Regions from separate parts of the Mus musculus genome. Here all the other regions are linked to region 3. A link is a loop called in an ENCODE intact Hi-C map of the cell type or tissue named here. Cell type or tissue: left cerebral cortex. All regions are shown on one strand. Links, peaks and the distances in the headings refer to the core of each region. The heading gives the core; the rest is flanking DNA. Region 1 overlaps Pak7 (p21 (RAC1) activated kinase 7). Region 2 holds the start of Lamp5 (lysosomal-associated membrane protein family, member 5). Region 3 overlaps Plcb4 (phospholipase C, beta 4).

Evidence for each region. Peaks named below come from ENCODE experiments on the same cell type or tissue, not always from the same donor. Only the 100,000 strongest peaks of a DNase experiment are listed, where the experiment ranks them.
Region 1: it touches region 3 in a loop (3-fold over the local background); 6 of 42 quality-filtered maps call a loop at or near these places.
Region 2: a loop joins it to region 3, with 4 times the contacts of the local background. A loop is called at or near these places in 5 of 42 quality-filtered maps.

What each region holds. Positions count from the first base shown.
Region 1 is chr2:136,104,533-136,112,966 of GRCm38, reverse strand. All of the region lies in intron 4 of Pak7 (p21 (RAC1) activated kinase 7), which reads left to right. Among named protein-coding and RNA genes, the nearest start is that of Gm14218, 28 kb to the left of the region's middle. In left cerebral cortex, for the core only: a CTCF peak has its summit at 4,121; DNase peaks (open chromatin) are centred at 3,076, 3,393, 4,096, 5,267 and 1 more place; H3K27ac peaks cover 4,010 bases.
Region 2 is chr2:136,053,216-136,061,649 of GRCm38, reverse strand. Lamp5 (lysosomal-associated membrane protein family, member 5) reads right to left here and starts at 3,902. Exons shown (of 6, transcript NM_029530.3): 1 at 3,274-3,902; 2 at 2,532-2,704; 3 at 2,024-2,155; 4 at 1,795-1,900; 5 at 624-812. The coding sequence starts at 3,337. In left cerebral cortex, for the core only: no CTCF peak of the experiment used is centred there; DNase peaks (open chromatin) are centred at 2,674, 3,120, 3,456, 3,672 and 2 more places; H3K4me3 peaks cover 4,339 bases; H3K27ac peaks cover 3,195 bases.
Region 3 is chr2:135,998,502-136,006,935 of GRCm38, reverse strand. Plcb4 (phospholipase C, beta 4) reads right to left here. Exons shown (of 39, transcript NM_001355153.1): 33 at 8,184-8,259; 34 at 6,627-6,802; 35 at 4,276-4,377. Among named protein-coding and RNA genes, the nearest start is that of Lamp5, 55 kb to the left of the region's middle. In left cerebral cortex, for the core only: CTCF peaks have their summits at 4,662 (motif pointing left) and 7,264; DNase peaks (open chromatin) are centred at 461, 4,674, 5,792 and 6,700; H3K27ac peaks cover 581 bases.

The sequences.
Region 1 (8,434 bases), core at 91-8,090, 110 kb before region 3:
ATTTAACATTGTTCTCCAGGGACCAGACAGATAGATAGATGTTGGCTTATGTGTCTTGGTGCTCCGAGAACACCGTGGGGTAAAGCCACTGAGAAATTCCTGACACAGTGACAATTCAGTGTTTCACCAGGCCCTTGCAGCGCATGCCAGATATACATGTTGATTAGTTAACACTCACAGCAAAATTTCTCGCCCCCATTGTAAGTTACAGAATAGATCCCTATTCTGTAGGGATCACACTAGCCACCTGCTCATTCAGTTCAGGAACTTACTGCGGTCCAGATCTTTTGTTTTTAATCCATGGCATGGCTGGCCCACAACAGGGACAGATTCTGAAAGTATCAAACCTACAGTTGGCTTTTGTGAACTCTTTCTAGCTCTAATGTAATGATGTTGCATCAGAAATTATTTCAATACCTGCTTGTATCATCATCTTTCACTGAGAGGCAGGGTTTCTCAACCTTGACACTGTTCATGTTTTAGAACTGGTGATTCTATTCCGGTGTGCCTGAGCATATAACAGCCTCCCTGTACCCTTCCTTATTAGGTGTCAAGGGTTCCCACTCTTAACCCATAATAATTAAAATTATCTACAGTAACAAAATGTATCAACCTTTGCCATGGACAAGGCCATACAAAATCAGATAGCTCCAGAGGAGCCTCTACAGCTACCTTTGATCAAACACTTTGAGCAGTTAGGGACTAAGTTTGGGGAGGAAAACCTGTTCAAGTTTTGAGTCATAAAACTGCCATTTACTTACCAGGTGACTGTGTAACTGTGACTCCTCTTTAACCATAAAAGGAAGATAATGACAGTCCCTACCTCATCATGTCATCTTAGGGTTAAATGAATTCATGTCAGAACAGCCTACTTACTCAAACCTGTAGCTGAAATGCCAGTCTCTATGTTGGCATACAGAGAGTGGCTATAGAGGGCCATTGTGTTCTAAGAACAATGAGAAGCCTTTTGCAGATATTTCCAATTTAGTCTTTGGAAGTCCAGAAAAATACAGGCTTCTTTTTTGGGCAGTGGAGGAAGCTGAAACTCCAGAATGCTGTCTTTATGGGCTCCCCCAAGTATATTAACTCAGTGCTGAGTTGGGGTGCAAAGCTACATCCCTCTGACTTCCAGAACATTGGTATTTTCCTAGAGGGAAGCAGAGGAGCAGGGAAGTGGCTGTACTGTGTGGCTTTCCATTTAGGACACACTGCTGGATGCCCTCGCCTTGCTGCTGAAATTCATGTGCAGAGGGAGGCTCTTTGTGCTGTCTGTTTATAGTATGCCCCAGATATGACTTCTAGTCGTTTAGAAATATACATCATGGATAAATACTGAAACCACAGCTGCATAAAAAGGCTTGGATGGGAAGATCCATAGATTCTTTCTATGAATTCATCCTGCCTTGGATAATTGCCTTGTTTGAATTTCTTAATGATAAAATGTTGTCATCTAATATAGAAACTTTCAAAGCCTAGATTTTTTAAAAACTATTTATTTATTTATTTATTTATTATATGCGTATGAATACACTGTATCTGTCTTCAGACACATCAGAAGAAAGCATCAGATCACATTGTAGATGACTGTGAGCCACCATGTGGTTGCTGGGATCGAACTCAGGACCTTTGGAAGAGCAGCCAGTGCTCTTAACCACTGAGCCATCTCTCCAGCCCAAGGCCTAGAGTTTTATTACAAGGTATATGAGATTGTCTGTGCCTCAATTTTGTACTTTGAGCTTGTAATGAGAATTAAATAAGATTAATAAACATCAAGGAGTCAGTACATGGCAAATAGCATTAACCCTTATTCATGGTGATACTTCTGCTTAGAAAACATGCTACCATCTCTAATAAAGCTGGTCCGATAAATATCCTCACTGTATGTAATCTTTTACATGTTTTTAGACCATAGAAATAAATTCTATAATCCTACCTAGTTCATCTTTATAGACTTCCCCATGTGTAAGTACTGTCCTCATTTTAGAGATATGGGTCATAGAAGGCCAATGTACTGAGTAAATACCTCACTACCATAAAAGTCTTAATGAGCAACGTGAGAACTCTAATTGCATCACACAATATTTAATCCTCTAGATTCAAAGTGTAATTCTCAGATTCTTCATGGAAGCTAGGAGCTAAGTGCACATTATGTGATCAGTTTACCACACCGTTTTCTATACGCAGAGCAACAAGAGAGTCTGATGCTGTAGTTCTTGGTGTCTCAAACAGAAGGCATGTTAAGGTGGTCATGATTTCTCTAGAGCAATAGGTGCATAGAGAAGTGTGCAAGCTTACTTGGAACTTCCTCTGGAGTCACTAGAGGAGTCCTTTTCACTGTTTGGCTGGCCATTTGCTTTCTCAGGGAGGAAAAGTCACAATGACTTATGTTCCCAGCCTTCAGGAATCACTTGTTCAATGGCTTGCTGTTATTGGCGGCACTGGCATGCTCAGACTCAAGCAGTAAAAAAGCATCAGCTCTTGCTCTGCTTTTTCTCTTTTGCTTTTTTTCCGGTGGACCATCATCTAGGAACCCATTAAAAGCCTGATTCTTAGTGTAATGCCGGGGCTGCTGAAGCCTGGAAACGTCACCAAAAGATGTTAGGAAAGAAATTTTTTAAAAAAGAATATTAATGACTTCATATAACAATGGATGTTATTGTCTTAATCTTTGTTTCCGTTATATACATGTCCCTGTGTGGTCCTCACTCAGGCATGCAAAGCATGCAAAAGATAATGTCATGCTATCTTTAACATCTGCCCCACAGGTATAACTGTAGATACACCTTATACTATACATGAGCATACGCCTTCCTGGGAATGCTCTTCTTCCTGGGAATGATTTAAAACTAAGTCATATTTTGGTCACTATGAGTAGTTCTTTCTTCTAGTAAATTAAAAGGCAAAAGGAATTTAGCCTGGTGTTGCTCATCCCTAATTTTCCCAGAACCCTGAAATGCATCAACACATATTCAGAAGCAAAGAGACAATCCTCACTGACTCCAAGTCCCTGCACATTCTTTCAGGCACTGGGGCAGAGTGTCTGTTGTTGGATGGAGGATACTTCCTTTGAGCTAGGAAAAACAATTATGGGGATAATTACACATGCCAATTCAGAGGTAGGAGAAAAGCCAGATATAGTGTGCTCGAGTCTGCTCATCACGGACTTAGTCATTTCTTCCTAAAAGTACTCTCTCGCCATTTGCAGAGGTCAGTAGCAACTTATCTGAACATCCATAGTGCGTACTTATCATTTGTTTAGTAAGTCAGGAAAGACTTGATTCTTCAGGCTCCTTGTTATGAGATGTAGATCCCTATAGGCCTAAATGAAATTCCAACTCAAGGGTTTGGGGAAAATTCCTGGCAGCTTGCTCAATGCACTGAATAGTTTCCTACTGCACAAGGTCTCCAAAAGCACACAGAATCCAACCTACCTCCCAGACCCCCTACCTCAGCAGCATAAGGAGATGCTCCTTGCTTTGAGGGTCACAAACTACTCATTGGCAGCATTTGCCTTTTTTATCAAAGTTGAACATCAGCTCCTAGCATGCGCTATGTACCCCTGTCACACAGCCAGCATAAATGTGCCACATCTACTACGAAACTAATTGCCCCCTCTTGTAAATGAAAGTAAGTATCAGGAAGGAAATTCACCACATCAATAAAAAGGTTTTGCTTTTGGCAGAAGCAACAGTAACTACTTTATTAAGGTTCAACAGGAGGTTCCTTCATACCCTGCAAAGAGACAGACTGGAGCTCAGAGGACAGCAAACAGCTGCTGGGGAAAGCAAGAAAGAAGGCCCATCAGCCTTGGGCAGAGCAGGAGAGCTTGCCTGAGAGCAAGCAGGAATCGCATCAGTGCTGTTTCCTGACCGAAAAAGGAGAGAAACTGGTTTGCAAAGCACAACAGGAGGGCCACCAGAATGAATGAGTTGTCTTTTCCTAATTACCATTCCCTAAAATGTCTCTGCAGGGGAAAAAAAACCACCAGTGATGCTCCCTGGCTCTCTTGCGGATGCTCTTTTTTTCCTCTCCCAACACCAAGGCTGGTCCTGTTAACATTTTCCTTTCAGTCCAGAAAAATTTAAGATGTACTTTCCAAGCTCAGACAATAGAGGGCTGTGATTCGCTTTTATCTCACTCTGATTTATGTAGAGCGAGCAACACCCAGTCTGCCTTTCTCTCCTTTTTTTTTTTCTTTCTTTTTTTGAGATGAGCAATCTCTTTGTTTCATTGTGTTCCAAAAAGGTGTATTGGAGCATCACTACTGAGCCCTGGAAGCAGCTGTCTCCCTTCCCTGTAATCTCCATCCTTCACGGAACATTCCTTGGTCCCATTCTGTAGGAGAGATGCACAGCCCAGCCATTGCACACACCACCTTCCAGCACCAGCCAGCCACAGCCAGCCACAGCCTCCCTGATGTCAGTGCAGGGGCTCCTGGTGACAAAGGGATACTGCAGCATGATTTTTTTCCCCCTTCTGTTCTTTCTCCCACCCTCTACCTTTTTTTTCCAGCCTTGGCATAAAATGGTCAAATGATGTTCTACTGCAGAATTCAATTTCACAGTTCAGTTAGGTCCTTGATTACACTGCCAAATTCAGATTAATGTGCATTTAACTAACATGGATCAGGGGAATTCTGGCTGACAGCCAGCTGTAATCGGGGCAATTGATAGCGGTGAGGAGTTTTATGCCCTGTCCACTGCAGTGCACCACTGCTGAAATTGATTGATTAAATGAATTCATTGCTATAATTACTTATAATGTTGATACATCACAAGCCTGTACCTAACCCTATCCTTGGAGACAGTGCACTTATTGTAGAAGGGCATTCTGGCTGAACTGTTAACTGGGGAATTATTTATTCTCACATAATAAGTCCCCGCCCCCCCCCCCACACACACACACACACACTGCACATCTTGACTAGAGACAGGAAAAGGCGCATTTCTTTAAGAATTCATTTATGTGGTATGCTAAAAAATCTCAGGAAACTAAAAACCAAGTGTATGTTATTAACCACCCCAAAAGAAAGAGCTCCTTGTTCATCTGTCTGTATTTTTAAAGATTCCTGCAGAGAGAATTTCCTCTCCAAATGTAGCTGATGTGCAACAATCATTAGTGGTCTCCTTGCACTGCAGCTAACTGGTTTGGCAGCCTGGGGTGATAATTTGCAAAACAATTGATCTAGCTGTCTTTTATTGCATTGGGCCATATGGGAATCCCCTTTAGAGTCTGTGGGAGGGAAGTCATTCCTGTAGACTTACTTGTTCACAAAGCACACAGGACTGCTTTCCCTGGAGGAATGGGGACAGTCTTTGTGGTGTCTCTGTTGTTTGCTCTCCTATGTAAAGGCTTTCTGCCCCTGCTCAGCGCTTGCACGCTGAGGACTCTGGGGGGAAACTGGCATACACACCTCCTTTGGGAATGGTTTCGAGTATGGGTTCTGGGAGATGCAATGGTTCCCTTAGTAATTACAATCCCTTTCAATAGCCTAACTCAACTGCAACGTGCTTTTACTAAATTATTAGTTTCTATATCCCTTCACAAATACAAATACTAGAGACAGGCTTGCTCATGGAAACTCCATAGCTTTTCCTTTTTCTTCTGGAATATGTCTCTAAATTACATAAGAAAAGATTTCATAGTTTACATTTGACTTCCCTGCATGAATGCATGCATGTAAGAATGTACATAGGCTGATTCATCTGTGATTCAATAAAACCCCCAAATATAGACTACCATCAGAAAGACAAGTTAGAGGAATGATGACAGAAATCAAGAGTGGGTACGAGGGGGAGGCGGTCACACTGCAGAAAAGCAACTAGGCTTCCCTTTGTAAAAGACCATATAGATGTAAGCTGGGTATCATTGGCACCAAATACAAAGTTGGTTTCAGCCAAAGCATACTGAAAATAATGAGTTTTATACATAGATGATCAATTCATTTTTCTGACACAACCAAATATATATATATATATATATATATATATATATATATAAATTACTCTTCAAATATATATATATTTATACACATATACATATATATAAAACTATATATATTTGAAGAGTAATCTAAGCCAACACTGTTAAAAACCAAAATATAACCCTAGTGTTTCTCTTCTCCCATAGGCCTTATCCTTCATTATTTTCTGGTCAAATTCTTATTTTGTTCCAGACAACTCAGATGTGTAAGGTCACAAATAAACACCAGGACACCCCTTATCTCTGCTATCATCGGTTCACACGATACCCTCCTCTGTCTACTCCCAATCCTCCATCATTGAAGCCAGTTTCAGTGAACTTAAGCAGGACCCAAGTGACAAATGATTCAAAGAAGACTGACACTGTCATTCTTCTGTCTTAGTAGCTTAAAGTCCTTTTCTCTAACCTACTTCAACCTACTATGCCTTGGTAGTCTTATAAAATAAAATAGGGCTTATTGTTTAATGTGAGGTCGAAATACCATGATGTGCATTGAGTCCTCGGAATAGACCTTGCTACATGGAAAGCCCTCAATAAATACTATCATTAGGACTTCTTTTTTCCCTGAAAGAACAGACTTTTAATAGAGTAATCCCTTAGGGAAGGAGCCCAATTTTGGCCCCAGGAAAATGTCAGAGCATTTTAATCACAAGAAAGAGTCCTAGCTTTAATTACACAGATCAGATAGATGACAAGGAATGGTGGGAATGTCTGTCACAGCAGGCAAGAAATGAGATCTGGGTGCCAATGTGCTAATGGCCCAGGACATCCAGAAACCTCCTTCTGTGAATATGGGATGAACCTTAGCAGAATCAGCATGTCCTGTGATTCCCATGGGCATAGAGGGCCATTGGCCTAGGTGATATGCAAAATATATTATGTTTCCAAGCCTCAATTTTATTGAAAACAAAATAAAATTAAAAAGAATGAGATCTTTTCCATAGCCATGAGCCTGTAACATGCTCCATCAATGCAGTTGCTTAAGATCAAAGTGATGTTCGTTCTTCTTGAGTTTCATGAGTTTCACAAATTGTATCTTATATCTTGGGTATTCTACATATCTGGGCTAATATCCACTTATCAGTGAGTACATATCATGCGAGTTCTTTTGTGATTGGGTTACCTCACTCAGGATGATGCCCTCCAGGTCCATCCATTTGCCTAAGAATTTCATAAATTCATTCTTTTTAATAGCTGAGTAGTACTCCATTGTGTAAATGTACCACAAATGTAAATGAAGAAATTACCTAATTAAAAAAAAAAGATCAAAGTGATGGCTGCAGTTCAGTGACCCCATGGCCCCAGGGGGACCACTCCTGCACTTCTTTTTTTTTTCCATTTTTTATTAGGTATTTAGCTCATTTACATTTCCAATGCTATACCAAAAGTCCCCCATACCCACCCACCCCCACTCCCCTACACACCCACTCCCCCTTTTTGGCCCTGGCTTTCCCCTGTACTGGGGCATACAAAGTTTACGTGTCCAATGGGCCTCTCTTTCCAGTGATGGCCGATTAGGCCATCTTTTGATACATATGCAGCTAGAGTCAAGAGCTCCGGGGTACTGGTTAGTTCATAATGTTGTTCCACCTATAGGGTTGCAGATCCCTTTAGCTCCTTGGGTACTTTCTCTAGCTCCTCCATTGGGAGCCCTGTGATCCATCCATTAGCTGACTGTGAGCATCCACTTCTGTGTTTGCTAGGCCCTGGCATAGTCTCACAAGAGACAGCTACATCTGGGTCCTTTTGATAAAATCTTGCTAGTATATGCAATGGTGTCAGCGTTTGGATGCTGATTATGGGGTGGATCCCTGGATATGGCAGTCTCTACATGGTCCATCCTTTCATCTCAGCTCCAAACTTTGTCCCTGTAACTCCTTCCATGGGTGTTTTGTTCCCAATTCTAAGGAGGGGCATAGTGTCCACACTTCAGTCTTCATTCTTCTTGAGTTTCATGTGTTTAGCAAATTGTACCTTATATCTTGGGAATCCTAGGTTTGGGGCTAATATCCACTTATCAGTGAGTACCTATTGTGTGAGTTCCTTTGTGAATGTGTTACCTCACTCAGGATGATGCCCTCCAGGTCCATCCATTTGACTAGGAATTTCATAAATTCATTCTTTTTAATAGCTGAGTAGTACTCCATTGTGTAGATGTACCACATTTTCTGTATCCATTCCTCTGTTGAGGGGCATCTGGGTTCTTTCCAGCTTCTGGCTATTATAAATAAGGCTGCTATGAACATAGTGGAGCATGTGTCCTTCTTACCAGTTGGGGCATCTTCTGGATAAATGCCCAGGAGAGGTATTGCTGGATCCTCCGGTAGTACTATGTCCAATTTTCTGAGGAACCGCCAGACTGATTTCCAGAGTGGTTGTACAAGCCTGCAATCCCACCAACAATGGAGGAGTGTTCCTCTTTCTCCACATCCTCGCCAGCATCTGCTGTCAC
Region 2 (8,434 bases), core at 207-8,206, 55 kb before region 3:
GTGGACTGAAAATTCCATCCAAGAGCACCATAGAAAGATAGAAGGAAAGAGAGAGTGAGTGGGAGTGAGAGGGGGAGAGAGAAGAAAGAGAGAAGGAGGAGGAAGATGAGAAGGAGGAGCTGCACAAGAGAATCTGCCCCTCCTTTTTTTTTTCAGGGAAATTTTACCTTCTGAATTCTCAAATGCTTTGGGAGAAATTACTCAAGGATGGTGGACTCTCAGTTAGAGGTGAGAGCAAGCTTTGTGGAGGTAAAGCAGGATAGCTTGGGAAATGGTAGGTCCGTCAGATGATCCTCCAATCTGAACAGTTAAATAATTCATTGCATTCGCTCGGTAATCCCCAACCCCATGGAAAGTACAAATAAAGAAATTAGAATCTGCCTATGAGAATCAGAATATCAAATTGCCTTTAAATAATTTCTCCTATACAAGTGAGTAAGAGAATAAAGAGGCAAAGGGTTGGGACAGGGATGGGTATTTCAGAAACCTTATAACGTCTACATCTTGTGAAAACTGCTGAGAAGAAACAAAGGTAACACCATCCCGGGAGGGAGGCCAGTAAGCCCCTCTTTTCAGCCCTCTTTAAATCCTCCTTTCCCTTTCCTACCGCCAGCCTAACCTACCTTCACTGAAGACAAAGTCAGAGATGATATCAAAGGGCTGGATGTGCACTGCGGACAGGATCATGGTGACAGTCTTCTGAGGGTCACTGGAGGCCAGAGAAATGGTCTGCTGAGCCTGACACTCATAGGACATCCCAGCTGGGGTGACCAAGGCAGAGAGGTGATGAGAGCTGGCGATGTACTTATTAACTGCGGGAGAAGCAAGGCAGCAGTTAGGATGGATGCATACTCATTGCTGCTAACTTAGGCAGAGCTCTCTGCTTAGCTCAGAACCTATGCCTCCTATTGGTGCTGCAATCCCAGGACTGGAGCTCCAAGAAAGATAGGACCAAGTTCTTCACTGTCCCTGAGCCTATCTCATTAGATATTAGTTTGGAATTCCATTGTGGAAGCACTGTGCTGCCTGAAAACAGGACCCTTTGACTAAGGCCTCCATCAGTGGTTCCAAAAACACACCAATGACCTAGGTCTCCATGGTTCCCATCCCATGTTTTCTCTTCTTCTGGCTCAAGTTTGCTGTTCTTTTAGAATCAATCGCAGGGACTAAGTGATGGAAGGTCTCTCTGCAAGTGACACAGTGAATTTTGCTTTTGTTTTAAAAAATACATTTAAATATATCTCTGGTCTTTAATAATGCTCACAGATAGGAAGGAACATTGTTATTTCAGGTGTGGGTATTTTGGGTGTTCTCTCTGGGATGGTTTTAGAAGGCCTGAGTGAGAATGGGCAGGAAACGCTAATGAATTAAGATACAAAACCTGCCCTGTGGTGGTTGCAATTAAAACTCCAGAGCTACACCCCTGTGCACAGGGTGAAGCTGCAGGCCACCCAAGCCTGTCACAGTGTCCGCTTGCATTTCTGAGGATTTGCTTGTTTTATTTAATACAGGAGAGCAGATCAATCTGCGATGCAGAAAAAAAAAAACATAATAGCGAAACTCATTGGAGCCTCTTCTAGAGAAAATTCATATTTCAGCTTGAGTCTGAAGGATCTTTGATCTAGGCTTTCCTGAGAACACACAGAGGTTCTCCTGCCTCTTTGACCCTGGAGAGCAAGCAGTCCCAGGTTTGCCTATCCTCAGAACAAAAATCCCAGAGTTGCTTCCAAGATCCAGAGACAGGATGAGTGTTTCTGGTTTGCTCTTGCTCCTGTGACCCCCTGAACTACTCACCCTTCACAGGGGCTTTAAAGTGAGTCTTCTCCGAGGAATCATAGACAAAATGCACCTTGTTCAGATTCCAAGTCGCCTCTGGTCCTTTGGAAGTGTTGTGACTTTCCTGCCAAGATGGGGAGGGTCCTGTGAACCCCTCTAATTGCTTTAAGATGGGCAACCCCTGAGGCCACTGTGCGCACACCCATGCGGGACTTCACCATCCCTCTACCTCCCCGCATCGAATTACCTTTACAAAGAGCATTCTGAGTGTGTAGGCGTGATCTACCCAGAACACCTCCAGCTCCGACTCGTTGTGGCCACAGTGGCCCTTCACCTCAGCTCCCCGGGTCAAGGAGATCTCAGCCTGTTCTGTGATCAGCTGGGAACACACACGCCCCGCGCCCCCTCAGCGCGCCGGGCCCTGGCGCGGACCGGGAAGGGATGCGCGTCCAAACTCTAGCTTGCAGGTTTGGGCGCTCCTGTGCCCGCGCGCTCCGGGGTCCAGGAACATGCGGGTAGACTCTTACGTGCACACCCCTCCAGGAGGGGAGCAGAGAGGGGGGTTTACTTTTAAAGCAGGCAGGGCGAGCAGAAGGCGTTGCAAGCCGGAACCCCCATGCAGCATTCGGGAACAGCCTGCGGGGGGTTTGGGGGGGAAGAGGCGGGCGACTGAGGTCTTGGCAGGGCCTGGAGGGAGGGTGCCCTTCGGCCCTGCCGCCCCTAGGAGCAAGCTGGGGAGGAAAAAGATTCCTTACATCCACATAATTGCTGGCCCACACATCATAAGGTACAATAAATTTGGCTGCAAACTCTGCCATGAGACACGTCGTCCCATTTTCCCGCACCACAAATATGTCTTTCTCGGGGTTCGTGGAAAGGCCCGAAAGATTTTCCACTTCTTGTTCTGCCACGGTTTGGACCATTACATCTGCGGAACAAGGAAAGCAATTTCATTGCTCTCGGGCTCAACTAGCCCTCTGCTTTAGGACACCTGAGCTGGTTCTCTGCAGGCTTTGGAGAGGCAAAGTTCCCTGCTCGAAGCAGTGTGCTCCGCAAGCCATTTCTCTAGTCTACCGCCACCAAACTCATATTTACTGCTGATAATTTATAATGAAAACAGAAGCTAAAATAAAATTAAATTCTTATTTGCAATACGACTAGGCTTTAACACACACACTTACACACATACACACATACACACAGACACCCTGGGGGTTTAGGGAGCGCGGTTAAAGCTAAATCTTTCTTGGCAGTGCTATGCCCCACCATCACAGCCATGAGTTCGGCGTGTCTAGCGCTCTGTCTGGGAGATGCCATACAGGTGTGTGGCTCTCTGGGAGTTCTCTGATATGGATGGGTCATAACACTCACCAGCCCCAAATAACCACAAGCATAAAGACCTAGTACAACAGAGTGAAATCAGAGGGCTTTATTCGGTGTATTAGATTCTCTGCTGCAGAGTGCATTCAGTACCCCTGGTCCCCAGACGCTACTCACGGAAGAACATTAGGAGAATCCGAAGTCTGTCTCCACCAAGAAGGGTTCTTACTCGGAGATCCATGCTGTTGCCGCGAACCAGGCAGATGTGTTTCTGCTGCAAAGGCCGCCCCGGGAGGAAATCCCTCAAAGTGGCCGGTAGAGTGAGCTAAGGGAGGGGGCGGACTGGGAGGAGGGAGCGCGCGGGATAGTCGCGTGCTGCACTGGGTGCTATGGCTCTCCCGCCGCACACTGCAGAGGAAGCACCCAGGATGCAGGAGCTGTCCACGCTGAGAGTTCTGGAAATAACGAGGTTGTGTTTCAGGACTTGTAATTTGGCTTGTCTAGAAGGCCAATGGGATTGGGGTGGTGTGGGGGAGGAAATTTCTCCCTGGGTCTGTATACTGCTCTGCAATGGTATCTGCAAAGATGACTCTGTCCTAGGAAACTTAATGCCACCCTCGGACTTGCTAAACCCTCCCACCAGGTACAGCCAGTATGTACTGTAGATATAACACCACCGGAGCTCCGAATTCTGCTCTTGAAACAAACCAATAGATTTGTTTCAGATTGTTCATTCTTTGGAGAAGGAAGGTAGGCAGGAACAGAGAAGGAAAATGCTATGGCAACAGTTTCCGGCTTTCAGAGACATCTGTACCCACTCAAGAGCTGCTGAGTATAAGGTTAAAATGATATCTCCTCAAAGGGGGTGGGGGGGTCCAGGCCATGCCGCATATCCTTTGGGACCCAGTGACCAGTGAGATCTATCTCTGAGGGCATGTGGCCTGAGCTAGCCCCATGCAGTAAGCTGTGATCACTCTGTTAAGAGGGTTGCAAATAAACCTAAATCTTGGGAGCAGACAGGGTTATCTGGGGTCTCATAGGACAGAAATTTTAGAACTATGGTGTAAGTAAAGACCTATAGTTATGTAATGAAAACAGGCTGGTATTACGCTAAAGCTTCTGGGGAGCAGAAAGACAAACATCGCTAGATAATTCCTGTATTTGCATTTTGGTAGTTCGCTGATTTTTTTCTTTTTAATTCTTGCTCTAATAAATCAGAATGAACCTTTTTTGGGGGAATAGTCATGGTGCTCTAATTAATTGTAATGATGTCCAAATATTTCTTTTATTAGAGAATATTGCACTAGGTCAATAAATAATAATCGCCTTAAACATAATGACATAGCCAATGTCGTGTTAAAGGACAAACTGCAAAGCATTTTACCTATGTTGTCAGTTTGAATCTCTCCATGACTTTAGAAGCTGAGCAAATGAAAATAGAGGTTATTGTTATTGTTATACCTCCCCCAAAGTGAGACATTGAGAAATTCAATGACCTTCCCAAAGTCATATGGCCAGTTTGAATTAAAATAGAAAAAAAATCACGTGTTTTACATTTACAAGGATCGTAATCATTTCTCTTTATATAACACTTTCATTCTAAAACTTAGCATATTATGACCGCCACTACAATTTTTTATTAAATGATAAATGAACTGAAACCTAAAAATATTAATAATTCACACTTTTACATCTATAAAGTGCCAATTTAAGAACTGATATGCTCTAACATAGTATTTGCTTCAAATTGCCAATATAATTCTGTGTATTTAATTTTTCAAAAAAATCCTTCTATCAAAAATTAGATCAATAGCAACTCAAATTGTAAAGTATTACAATTAATACTTGTAGCACTATATTAATTAATACTGAAGCACTATATCTTTTGATATATATCTGCATTTTGGAATTTCATCAAAAATGGCAACAATCTTGTGAAAGTGATTATATATACAAAATGGAGGCAAATTGTTATTCATATAATTTCAATTCTTATTACATATATAAAACATATATCATCTGTTAACAATTATGAAACACTTATTTTTTCTGAGATACTGTAAGACTTATAAAGCAAGAACACATTCATCCTTGTTTTTATTTGTCTTCCTGTCTGTCTGTCTGTCTGTCTGTCTGTCTGTCTCTCTTTGTGTCTTTCTACCTGTGTCTCTCTCTCTCTGTGTGATGTAGGATTACAACCTTCTGCAGGATGTAATTTCTCTTATTTAAAAATATTGCTGTAATATTTAAGGCAGTGTTTCTCAACCTTTTTAAATACTGTGACCCTTTAATACAGTTACTCACGTTGTGGTGACCCCCAACTATACAATTATTTTTGTTGTTTCTTCATGGCTGTAATTTTGCCACGGGTATGAATCATAATATAAATAGCTGGGTTTTCTGTTTGTGTCAGGTGATCCCTGTGAAAGGATTATCTGACCCTAAAAGGGGTCCTGACCCACAGGTTGAGAACCACTGATTTAAAGGATGTGTGGTTAGGTCAGTTAAGTCACTGAATTTAAAAATATTCAAAATCAAATACAGAATGAAGCCATCCATAAACTTTAACTGAGTACCAACCACTTGTATTGAATATAGTGAAATAAACAATAGCATTATAGAAGCAGAAGAATTGCCTGTCAAAGACTATAGTGCTTCCCTTCATGGTGCATTATTGCAGATATCATAACCTTATGAGATGATGAAAGATCAACTAAATTCATTCATGATGGTCGGTTTTCATAAGAACAGTAGATGGGAAGTAGTCTTGACCAATGATTTTAACTGTTCACCATGATTTGTATAATGGCAGTTCTTTGACAGTTATTTCTTTCCATTCCTTTCCATTCCTGATAGAAATGATTCTTTGTTGACACCAAAGAGTATTTGAGCAAGTTGAAAGGGAAAAATGGGAGGAGCAGAACAATCAATACTCTCTCTCTCTCTCTCTCTCTCTCTCTCTCTCTCTCTCTCTGTGTGTGTGTGTGTGTGTGTGTCTGTGTGTGTGTATGCATGCATGCGCACATGCACACTTACTCTTAAATAGAGTTTACATGTATATCTCTTAAGTCATTCAACTTATCACCAATGACTCCTTGGAATAATAACTAGATTATTAAATCTGCAACTTGCATCTATATTTAATTTAACAACTGTCTAATCATCGTGAAGAAGATATAGTTAGGTCTTTACAGTAAACAAAAAAGTGATGACAGAGAATTTAGCAATAAACCATACTCGGAGATATAGACAAATGTGGCTGGAAAGATGGCTCAGTGGTTAAGAGTGTTGGCTGCCCTTCTAGAGGACCCAGTTCAATTACCAGCACAAACATCTATGACTCCTCCTGTCCCAAGGAACAGGGTGCCATTTTCTAGCCTTCATGGTACATACATGGTGAGCATACCTTCATGCAGACAAAACACCTATACACATAAATAAAGATAATAACCAAGGTTTCCAGAAAGAATTTAATCCATTGCTCAAACCTGGAGTGTGGGAAAGGCAGGATAAATGCTGTAAATGTGTATACTTGTGTAGATGAGGAAGAGGAGGATGGTTTGACAATAGCTACTGATGGTCAACACTGAATGCCAGGTCTGACTCACACAGTAGCCTTATGATTTCCAGTAGATCCTAAGGGTCCTTCGATGGTCTCACTCCATCCATGTACTCTCCCATTGCATTAGTTTTTGTGACTAATCATACTATTTGATGATGGCATTATCATACAAGGGGTGGAAATGCCTTATTTAGAACTTCCAGCTTGGGTGGGAGAAAGTAGGATTACATGTGAAAATATGGTGCTTTGTGTACTGTATGCCTTCTGTATTGTTTCTCTGAGAAATTGTGCTCACTCATATGCAAAACAATGACATCTACAAAACTTGTTCCAAATAAATTTAAACTTTTCACTTTGATGCCTCTCTATAACTGACTTTTGTAGAACAGAGACAAAATTATGAAAATCAGGAAACATTGCTTATTAGGAAATCATGCCCACATGCTTAACAAAGAAAAGGTTGGGCTTTGTTCCAGCTGAAATTTGTGTATTGAGGTTTCTATCCACCTTACAGGGAAGTATAAAAATGATACTGCTGTACAACACAAGTCCCAGGCCAGCCAAGTGCACAGAGAGGCACATCATGAATCATAGAAGCAGAATAATTCAACTACACTAAACTAGACTCACACACTTAGCCAGAAATGCTGTCATCAGAACCTTTCTTTTGTTTAGCTCATTACAGAGCAAACATCTCATTACATCAATCATTACAGACCTCAAATCCTTTCTAGAATAGAAGACAACTGGAGATAAGAACTGAAGTATAAGTTTTCATTTGAATATTCTGTGCTTATGCTGTCAAACGCCATGGTACATAGAGAGAATCTGGAAATTGAGATTGGATTTTTGATGCACTCAGCCTGCCTGCACTTTCTGTGATTGCCTTTATCCTACTATTTCTTTCGCCCCTCCTACATGTATTTCTTCAAGAGCTGTTTCTACAATAAGATTAATCAGCGAAAGAAACAACCAGAATAATGGCTCTTTCATTGGCCATGTTTCTAGCGGGCCCCAAAGAAATGTCATGTATGAATTAATTTCAAACAAATGCCTTCACCATGGAGGGTTGAAGAGACCAAGAGCAGGCAAACCCTAGTAGTGAACTAGAACAGAAATAATTTCCATCTTTGTAAGTAACAGTCATAGGATAAGTGTTCTGGCTGGGTTTTAGTTAACTAGGTGGGGTTTCGTGTACCACTGTCTCCAGTGTGCAAGGTCTTAGGCCATAGAGCACAGCTAACTTTTTCTTAGGAACAAGGGAAACTTTAAAATATTGGGCAAATTTAAAACAAGAGTTTCAGGAGGTTGGTGTTTTTATCCTTTAAGATGTCTCTCCAAGAAATAACTACACTATGGATAAGTAAGATTAGACAATCTGAGATTCATTTAAATTAATTTGTTACCTGACTTATGGGATAATTTAATTGCTTAAAACCTCTTTTAGGAGGTGCTGGTTTCTAGCCAGTCTCCAGCCAGTCTCTAGGCAACCTGGTCATTTTAGTTACTGTTTTAATTGTCTATCTGAAATTATTTTCTTATTACCTTAAAGCTAGGATAGGGTCAATAGTGGCATTTAGGAAAAAGAGTGAGAGCACAAATGAGAGCCTTTTGTGCCCTGGTAGAAACCCTTTAAGCGCAGCATCTGGGGGTCCTGAGTAGCTCACTCCACTTTCCAGGCAGTCCATGTTTGGGACCTTTCCTATGACTGCACTTGTGAAAATGTCGCAAGCTGTTCTAGAACCAGCAATAACAAAGGCTGAAAGGAGGAAGACT
Region 3 (8,434 bases), core at 122-8,121:
TTTCTGATTGATAAGTAAAGATGCCAACAGCCAATAGCTGGGTAGAAGAGACATAGGTGGGGTTTAGGTTTCCCAGGGCTTGGGGTCTGAGGAGAACCAGAAAGGGAAGAAGAGGAGTTCGGGAGGAGGAAGGAGAAGCCAGGATGGCTTAGGAGTCAAGAGAACCTGAGCTTGTGGGCTGGCCAATTGGAGTTAAGAGCAGCCCAGATGAAACATAGCAAGTAGTACTCGGGGTTATTGATAGGAAAGTAGATCCTAACAGTATGGAGGGTAGATGTCTGCCCAGCTCTTGTGTTGTTGCAGGCTTATTGTAAATATAAAGCTGTGTGTGTGTCTTTCATCCAGGAACTTAAATAGCAACGGCGGGGGCTGGGATTAAATACTTTCTCCAACAGTGACAGGCGGTTGTGACCTGCCAAGTGGGCGCTGGGAAGTAAACTGAGGTTCTCTGCAAGAACAGTAGGCACCCTTAACCACAGAGCCATCTGTCCAGTCCCTGCTCTCCTATTTTTAAAGACAGAATTTTATACATAAAATTTAAACTTCCTCTGTACTCCTTCACATTCTATTTTCCCTTCTTCCTCTCCTTGGAGGAAGTCCCGAGGCTGACAGAGGCTTACTTAGCCATATCTTAATATTTTTAACCAAAATGGATGTATCCACAGGAAATACAACTAAGTGTTCTCAAATTTTCCTGTGTCACAGACAGACTGCTGTGCTCCAAACCTAAGAGCCTGACTCAGTGCGGCTGAGAGGGCCTGGGCATCAGCATTTCTAATGGGATCCCACAAAGCACTGTTAAAATCAGTCGGCACGCTAAAATCATTTTGTGTGTTTTCAGGACTTAGGATATTTTGGGTATATTTCCTTCAGAAACTCAAGCTCCAAGACTTGCTTGCTGGTAGGATATAGACAACTTCATCTTCGTCCTATGGCTTTATCTTCACCCCACGGCTTCCTCCCCTATGTTAGTTCGGAGGTTTTTCATGACTACACAACAGAACTGGGTGAACTCCTGCAGTAATGGTGTCCGCTTAGGCTTCTCCGTTTGTGCTCACGGCATGTGCAGTTTTCGTTTTCTCTTTTAGACTAGTATTTTCTTTTTCTTCTTTGAAAATGTATACACGTAACATTCTAAATTTCCTACTGCCTTCCTCCAGCTTCCCCCAAGGCCTGCCCTCCATGTTCATGTCTTCTTTTGTTCTTATTATCACCATTAATAGCCCCCAAATCCAATTAGTGCTGACTGCATTCACATGGATGCAGGGCTGTCCACAGGGATGTGTGTATTTTCCGAAGCAATTCTCCATTCTATGCATAGTTTCAGATTTACCATTAGCATTACAGCTGCTTTGAAAGTGATTTGCCTCTGTTTATTTTCACTTTTCATCCCAAATATCACTAATTCATGTTTCTTTTCTCTTCTTGATCATTCTTGCTGACAATCTACTGAGTGAGTCACTAGGGGTTTTTTTTGTTTGTTTGTTTTTCATTTTTAGATAAGCTATTACTTTTCTGCATGCTTTCTCTTGCTTTTTTTTTTTCTCTCCTACTTTAGCACTTTGTGCATTCTGTTATTTATTTTGACCTGGGATCTTGATGTTCACTTTGGTTTCTCCATTCTTTGAGCGTTCAGATCATTAATTTTCACATCTTTTAAGAAATACCCATGATTTTCATGTAAAAGTCGCTATAATTTCTGTCCATGATAAACAGTGTCTGCATTTTAATTTTATATATAAATACCGTATAATTTCTGTTTAAAAGAATAGTTTTTTAGTTTCTATTGGTCTTGCTAAGTCCTATAATAAGTCTTTAGCCTTAGTCCTCAGCAGTGTGATAAAGCCAAAGCCACACTATATATAATATGCTACTGTATAGGTAAGTGGCTTTTTGGCAGAGAGGCTGTTGTTGTTGTTGTTATTATTATTATTATTATAGAAACAGCAATTTGTTATTATTATTATTACTATTACTATTATTATTATTATTATTATTATTATTATTATTATAGAAACAGCAATTTGTTGATGCTTTAGAACCATGTAATGATGGATACAAAATTTCAGTCAATACATACAAATCAAAATAAAGATAATATTTTTTGTGTGTAGCCCTGGATGTGTTGGAACTCACACTGTAGACCAGGCTGGTCTCAAACCCAGAGATCCTCCTGCCTCTGCCTCCCGAATTCTGGCATTAAAGGCGTGCACCCCCAACACCTGGCTACTTCAAAAGCCTAGCTGATGGTATTAGTGGTACTTTAAAGTTTAGGGTGATTTGAAAGCTGAGATGAGTGGCCGGTCCCCCCATCCCAGAGCTCAATATTCTGAGACAGGAGGAGCTTAATGAGTTCCAGGGTAGCCTTAAAAATGTAGGGAAGCATTGCATGTAAAAAAAAAAAAATAAGGAAAAGGAAAAGGAAAGCTTGTACTCAGCTGAACCTGGTCCACTCTGTAACACATTTGATAAAACACAATCAATGACTACTTAGCAGTCTGGTCTTCATGCTGACTGTTATATCTCACTTTGTACAGGCTAAAGGAGTTCAAAGTTAACACCAGAGTCTAAGAAAATCAAACAAAAATAATTTGTATTTATTATGTTTTGGATATTTGAGATTTCCGGGTAGAAGATGTATTTCCATGTATACAAGACTCTCAAACGAAGATCCTTATCTGGGAAAATGTCCAGAAATTGGCACCTTTGAAAAGTGAACAAGCACCAAAGAGATGCTACAATACCAGCCTACAAATAATTGCTTGAACAGATGACTAATGTCCTCCCCTGAACCTTCTTACTGGGAGGCACAGATGGCACTCCACAATGATTGAGAAATATCTTGGCCAAACAGTTAAAATAAAAAAGCAATTTGTCTCCAGGTCAAAATCACTGTGGCGAACTAGTGAGATGGCTCAAGGGATAAAGGAACTTAAAACCAACCTGACAACCTGAGTTTGATCCCTGGGTCCCACAGGAGAGCACCAACTCCTGCAAGCTGTCATCTGACCTACATATGAGCACCCTGTGTGATTGTGGCAGCTCCTGTATGCTCTCCCCTCCCCCACATCACAAATACAAACACTCACATAAAGTAAATAAATACATATAATAATAAATAGATTACTGTGGAATGCTACTTCCCATTGAGGGGTGGAGCTATTATGTTTAAAAGGCATTTTATAAAACTTTACCATAAAAGATGTATTAACTAGTTGGATGCTTTATATTTTGCCATATCTTGATTTATTATTACCTAGCACCATTTAAGAACTGAAAAGAATAAATACAACCGAGGCAGTCCTGCCTAAAACGTCAGTATCCACTGAGCATCTCAGAAGGCCAGGAATCTGGAGATGAAGCCCAGAAGATCCCATCTTTGGGCTGCAGAGTCTTCTAGCAGCCCATGTTTCATGGAGTGATGCATCAGTCTGACATTCTAAACTCACTTTACTCTTTGGTCCCCAAGAGCTAATCTGAATTCTGTGTTTTGTAGAGCAGAAACCAGTCTTTCAGTGGACCTGGACGTTATTAGATACCATTTCTTTGTGAGCAGGAGCCCAGATAGCCATTGTTCTCCTCAGCTCTGCCTGGTCTTCTATTTGTAGAATAGATGGCTTTGGGTCTTTAGAGATGGATCATGATGGGTGACTATTATCTGTGGTCACTGGCAATGCCCCCTTGTCAGCAGCATGGCTGCTGCTCTGTCTCAGGTTCCCTTCACCAGCTGTGGTAAAGCCCAACCATAGCCTTACCACAGCAGGTCTGGTTCCACCCCATCTTGTCTTCCCTGGATTCCTGCCTCAGTTTCTTCTAGAAAGCCCACCTAACTGAGAACAAACGAGAAAAAAATCTATGTGGAAACTTTACAGATAGTTCCTATTGACAAAGGCAGCAAATCAAGGTGGGAGGAAGCCTTCCTGATATTCAGACCCATCTCACCCAGGACGCGCTGACACTGGAGCAGGAGAGAAGTTTGCAGACCGATGGGAGGAGAAATGCTAAAGAATTATATGAAATTATATCAATTATTGTCAGGTTTGTACATATGTTGTGTGAATGCAAATACATTTTACCAGTGACAGTTATCAGGAAAACATCAGAAACTACTCTATTATTGCAGTAATAATTGACTTCCATAGAAACTGTACTAACAGGACTCTTCGAACACCACAGTATTAATATCTCAGATCTATGCCGAGTTCACATAACCAAATGTTGCTGACACTGGTTCCCAGTAAACTAGACAGTCCCAGCAAGCACCCTCACACTTACCTTTCCCGTTCTGCCTTGTTCTTGATAGATTTATCTTGACTGATGGCCTTGCTATTTTCCATAGAAATCTTAGCCTGATGGGCTCTCATCTCCTTGCTTTCCCTGTGAAATAGAAATAAAAGTAAATAAATGTAGAGGCATACAGAGGAGAGTTAGAATCCAGAGAGACTACCGTTGAAGGTCAGTGAGCGGTCAGATGGAGTTCTGATATATGCTAAGAGGGTATAGCAATGCGAATGTATGGCTCTTTGTGCCACACTCCTAAAGGGTGCCTTTATGATTTATAACACGAAAGATAAAAACCTCAATACAATACATAACCGTAGGACTAGGTTCACATTCTTTACACAACTGACAGGCTCAGGTGAATGGAGATGGCTGAGGAAGGTAGTGCCATCTAGTGGAAGCATGCATCATGGTCGGTGATCAGATGCTGTATTTGCTCAAAAACAAAACCAACCAACAAAAAAAGCACAGGTGTCCAGCTTCACCATGAACTGTCTGGGACCCAGCAGTGACAGGATGGGAGCGACAGGATGCTATAACTTTCACAAGTGACCTTCCTGCTGACAAACAACCCATAGACACGAGTGGAGCTATGTAGTTTCAAGTAAGTACAGGAAGTAGACCTGTATGTATTTCAGGTGACTAATGATTGTGTAAGTGCACAGGTATGTATAATGGACATGTCTATCTTTGATTCACTCTTGTAGACAATAAAGGCACATAGTTTGGAATATTTAAATGATGCAATTACAAATAATTTTAACTTATAGTCATCCCCTTATGTCTTTGCCTGCAATGTACAGGCGAGGAGGCTGGTTACCTAAGTCCAGTGGTTTACTCTACATCAAGAGAGATGGGCAATGCTAAAATGAAGCTTTAGCCAGCCACCTTACATCTCATCAGCAGGACACTGAGAAAAACGCTGGACCCAAAGCAACCACTCTCAGAGTTTCCCATGATTTCTTTGTAAAGTGATCGATCTGCCCCCTACCCTTCCTTTGTTTCCTTCAAGCAAGAACACTTACGAATGCCCACTGTATGAATGACAAGCATTTGGTAAAAGCAATACGAATTAGCAAGCAAAACAGACACCATCTAACAGGCAGGGGAAAAAAACCCCGAGTCCCACTCTCACTCCGAGAGTTGCTCTTAGCACAGACTTACTTAGAAAGACAAATTAGCAGCTGGGTTTGTGGTTTTCAAAAAGGACTTCCTAAGCAATGAAAAATTACATTTAAAATTTTTTTTTCAAAAAATATCTAAGTTTGAGACTCATGATTTTTCTTCATGCAGTTACTAAAGTGATGGCCAGGAAGTGCCCCAGACTCTAACACATTTTGGAATAATGGCAGGGGGTTCCTCCAAGCTGACATTGCAGCATTGCCCAAAGGCAGGATGGGATGCTGCCTAGACTCGTTGTATAGCACATATCCAATCAAAAGCAGTCTTGACGAAAAAGGAATACGAGCTCTTACACTGAATATGTAAACGAAGTACTTAGGACTTCACAGAGTACAGAACATTTCTTGACGGAACCAGATCATGCCAGACACTGTTCACTTGCCTCACACAAGCACTGGGACCTAAGGCACCACTCTATTTTCTCACAGCAGGATGTCTCACCTAAAGCAAGGCTGGGAACTTTCATATACTACCATATAACTTATGCAGTTGCCATTTTAAAAATGATCATTTTTCTCTATTGGTAAAAAAGTGTTTGTTTTGCCCTGTCCTGTGTAAACCAGCATCATACCATAACTGTGGCATACAGCAGATCCTTAATAGGGAAAAAGCACGCTGCTAGCAAACTGGGATGGAAAGATACAGTCAGCAGACATGCTCTTCTACGCAGGGAGGAGTCCGCTCAGTCCCGGCAGTATTTCTAACACAATATGCCTAACAACATACAGAAAGGAGGAGGCTCTCTAATGCATTGCCACTGTGAGATGAGAGTCATCCTAGGAGCTCCACCGGCCAGGCTTTCTCCCCATGCCTCATATTCCTAGAGGATTCAGGTCCTTTCTACTTCCAGCCATAACTTACTGTTGATCCTCAAAACACTTAGAAGAGGAAGACCATATTTTAATATGGATTATAGCAACTTGCAATCTTAGCTAACTTTACTTGATTGTAGTACCTTCTTAACACCTATAAGTCACTGTTGGCAGAGGCTACTTCTTACAAATCAGCTTGCTCACACTAAGTATGCGAAATACGTCAAGTTGATTTTTGCTTGTTTTGTGTACACACACACACACACACACACACACACACACACACACACACACGCACCAGTCATTTGAAGACACAAAGATCTATAGCAGTATGGCATCTGGCCCTCCCACCTGTCATGGGAGAGTTTCAGCTGCTGGGTCTGCTGCTCATGAGCATTGATGAGCAGCTTTCTCAGCAGCTCACACTGCTGGCTCAGGTGCAGATCCCGGATTTCCTGCTCCTCCGCACTGTGAGTGTTGATCATTTCTGACCACTCCTTTGTGTGCTGGGCCACAATCTCTTTGACCTGTTTCAGAAAAAAATGGGATGGGGTCATCTGGAATCTCTTGAGTCAGGTATGCGCTGAAAGCATGACTATGTATGCAGGCCAGATCACAATTTATATTGTGAATCAATGGACATTCACAAGCCACACAAAAATAATACACACTAGTCACTACTGTACCGAGCTAAATCACCACTCTGGCTGTTAAGTAGCTTACGTCGGCCCGGTATTTCACTGCCTGTCTTATACTCTGGTGTGTCTTGATCTTGGTCAGTTTCAGCATATTTCTCTTTATCATCTCATGCTTTTCCAGCTCCATTTCTGTCAGTCCACAGGTCTGAACAGAGAGCAGAGCGCTCTCTTATGCCTAGGCTCTGGCTTACTCCATCACCCTCAATAGACACTAGGGTAGGAAGACCTCTCCTTCTCATGACCACACTTTGTGCAAAGTTGTGGCTTTGCAGTTCTCTAGTCAACAGCTAGAGGCTGCTTCTCCAGCTCCTGAAATCTGACTCTCTGACTTGCTCTAGCCAATGAGATAGTGGCAAATATGTCCAAAGCAGAGGTCTTTCCCCTATTCTATGGGGGTTGCCCTTTAAATGAGACCGGACTGTCCTGCTGGAGGTGGAGGTCATTCAAGAAACACAAGCATTTTGCAGAGTGAGGATAGCAACCCCAGCTAACTGTAGATGCTTGAGTGTGCCCCCACAAAGTCAGGGTCATCACCCATCTGAATATGGCTCAGATGTGTGGCCCATAGAATAATGAGCTAATCAATGAGAGTTGTTTAAAGGCATTAAGTTTTGGCAGCGTAGCACACAGCCAAAGCAAACTGAGACCATCGCCAAGGTTTCCGTGTTATAGGAGGAAAGTATATAAAACACAAGGCAATAGTGCATGAAGCACTAATTCTCATATCCCTGGGTGTACGGTTCCTGCCACACCAAAGATAAAACACAAAGGAGAAATCCATTTTAAACAGCATGACATCCAGGCCTCACAAAGATGCAGTAAGATGTAAGTGTGTACTCCGCCCGCAGTCTGGCTGTTCCTGTGTCATGTTTGATGTTACCTCCCTAGGAAGGTATGTTCTGTACATTCACTGTTTCCTTGCCTCTTGGCTCACCGGCTCACCGTTTTACTTCATGCATCAGGGTCATCAAACAACATAAATGTCATTAGTTTTTTTTCTACACACAAGACAAAAAGACTTCCGTGAAGTGGCTCTTCTCAAAGACAGTAAACCTGAGGCAAACACAAACCTCCGACCCTGTCCTAGCAGTCCAACTCTCTCCTATTGTTTCTGATCAGATCAATCCAGATCAATCCAGAGTTGCCCCTTCTAAAATAAACTATAAAGTATCCTTTACAAGTCACCATGCAAAAACCGGGGTTTTCTTACCTTAGATTTGTGATCCGTTGTCAGGGTCTGAATTTTAATTTCTGTTTCTTTTTTTATTTCAAGACAATTACTTCCCCTGAAAATATAGAATTGAAAATGCATGCCAGAAATTAGATATCTTTCAGTTCCCTTGGGCCTCTGTAACAACACTTTCTGGTGAAGACAATATATTCATCAAATATATCCGGAATGCCATGGCTCATTGGGCAGCATCCATTTCCAGCAATAGATTTTTACCTTAGAAAATATTA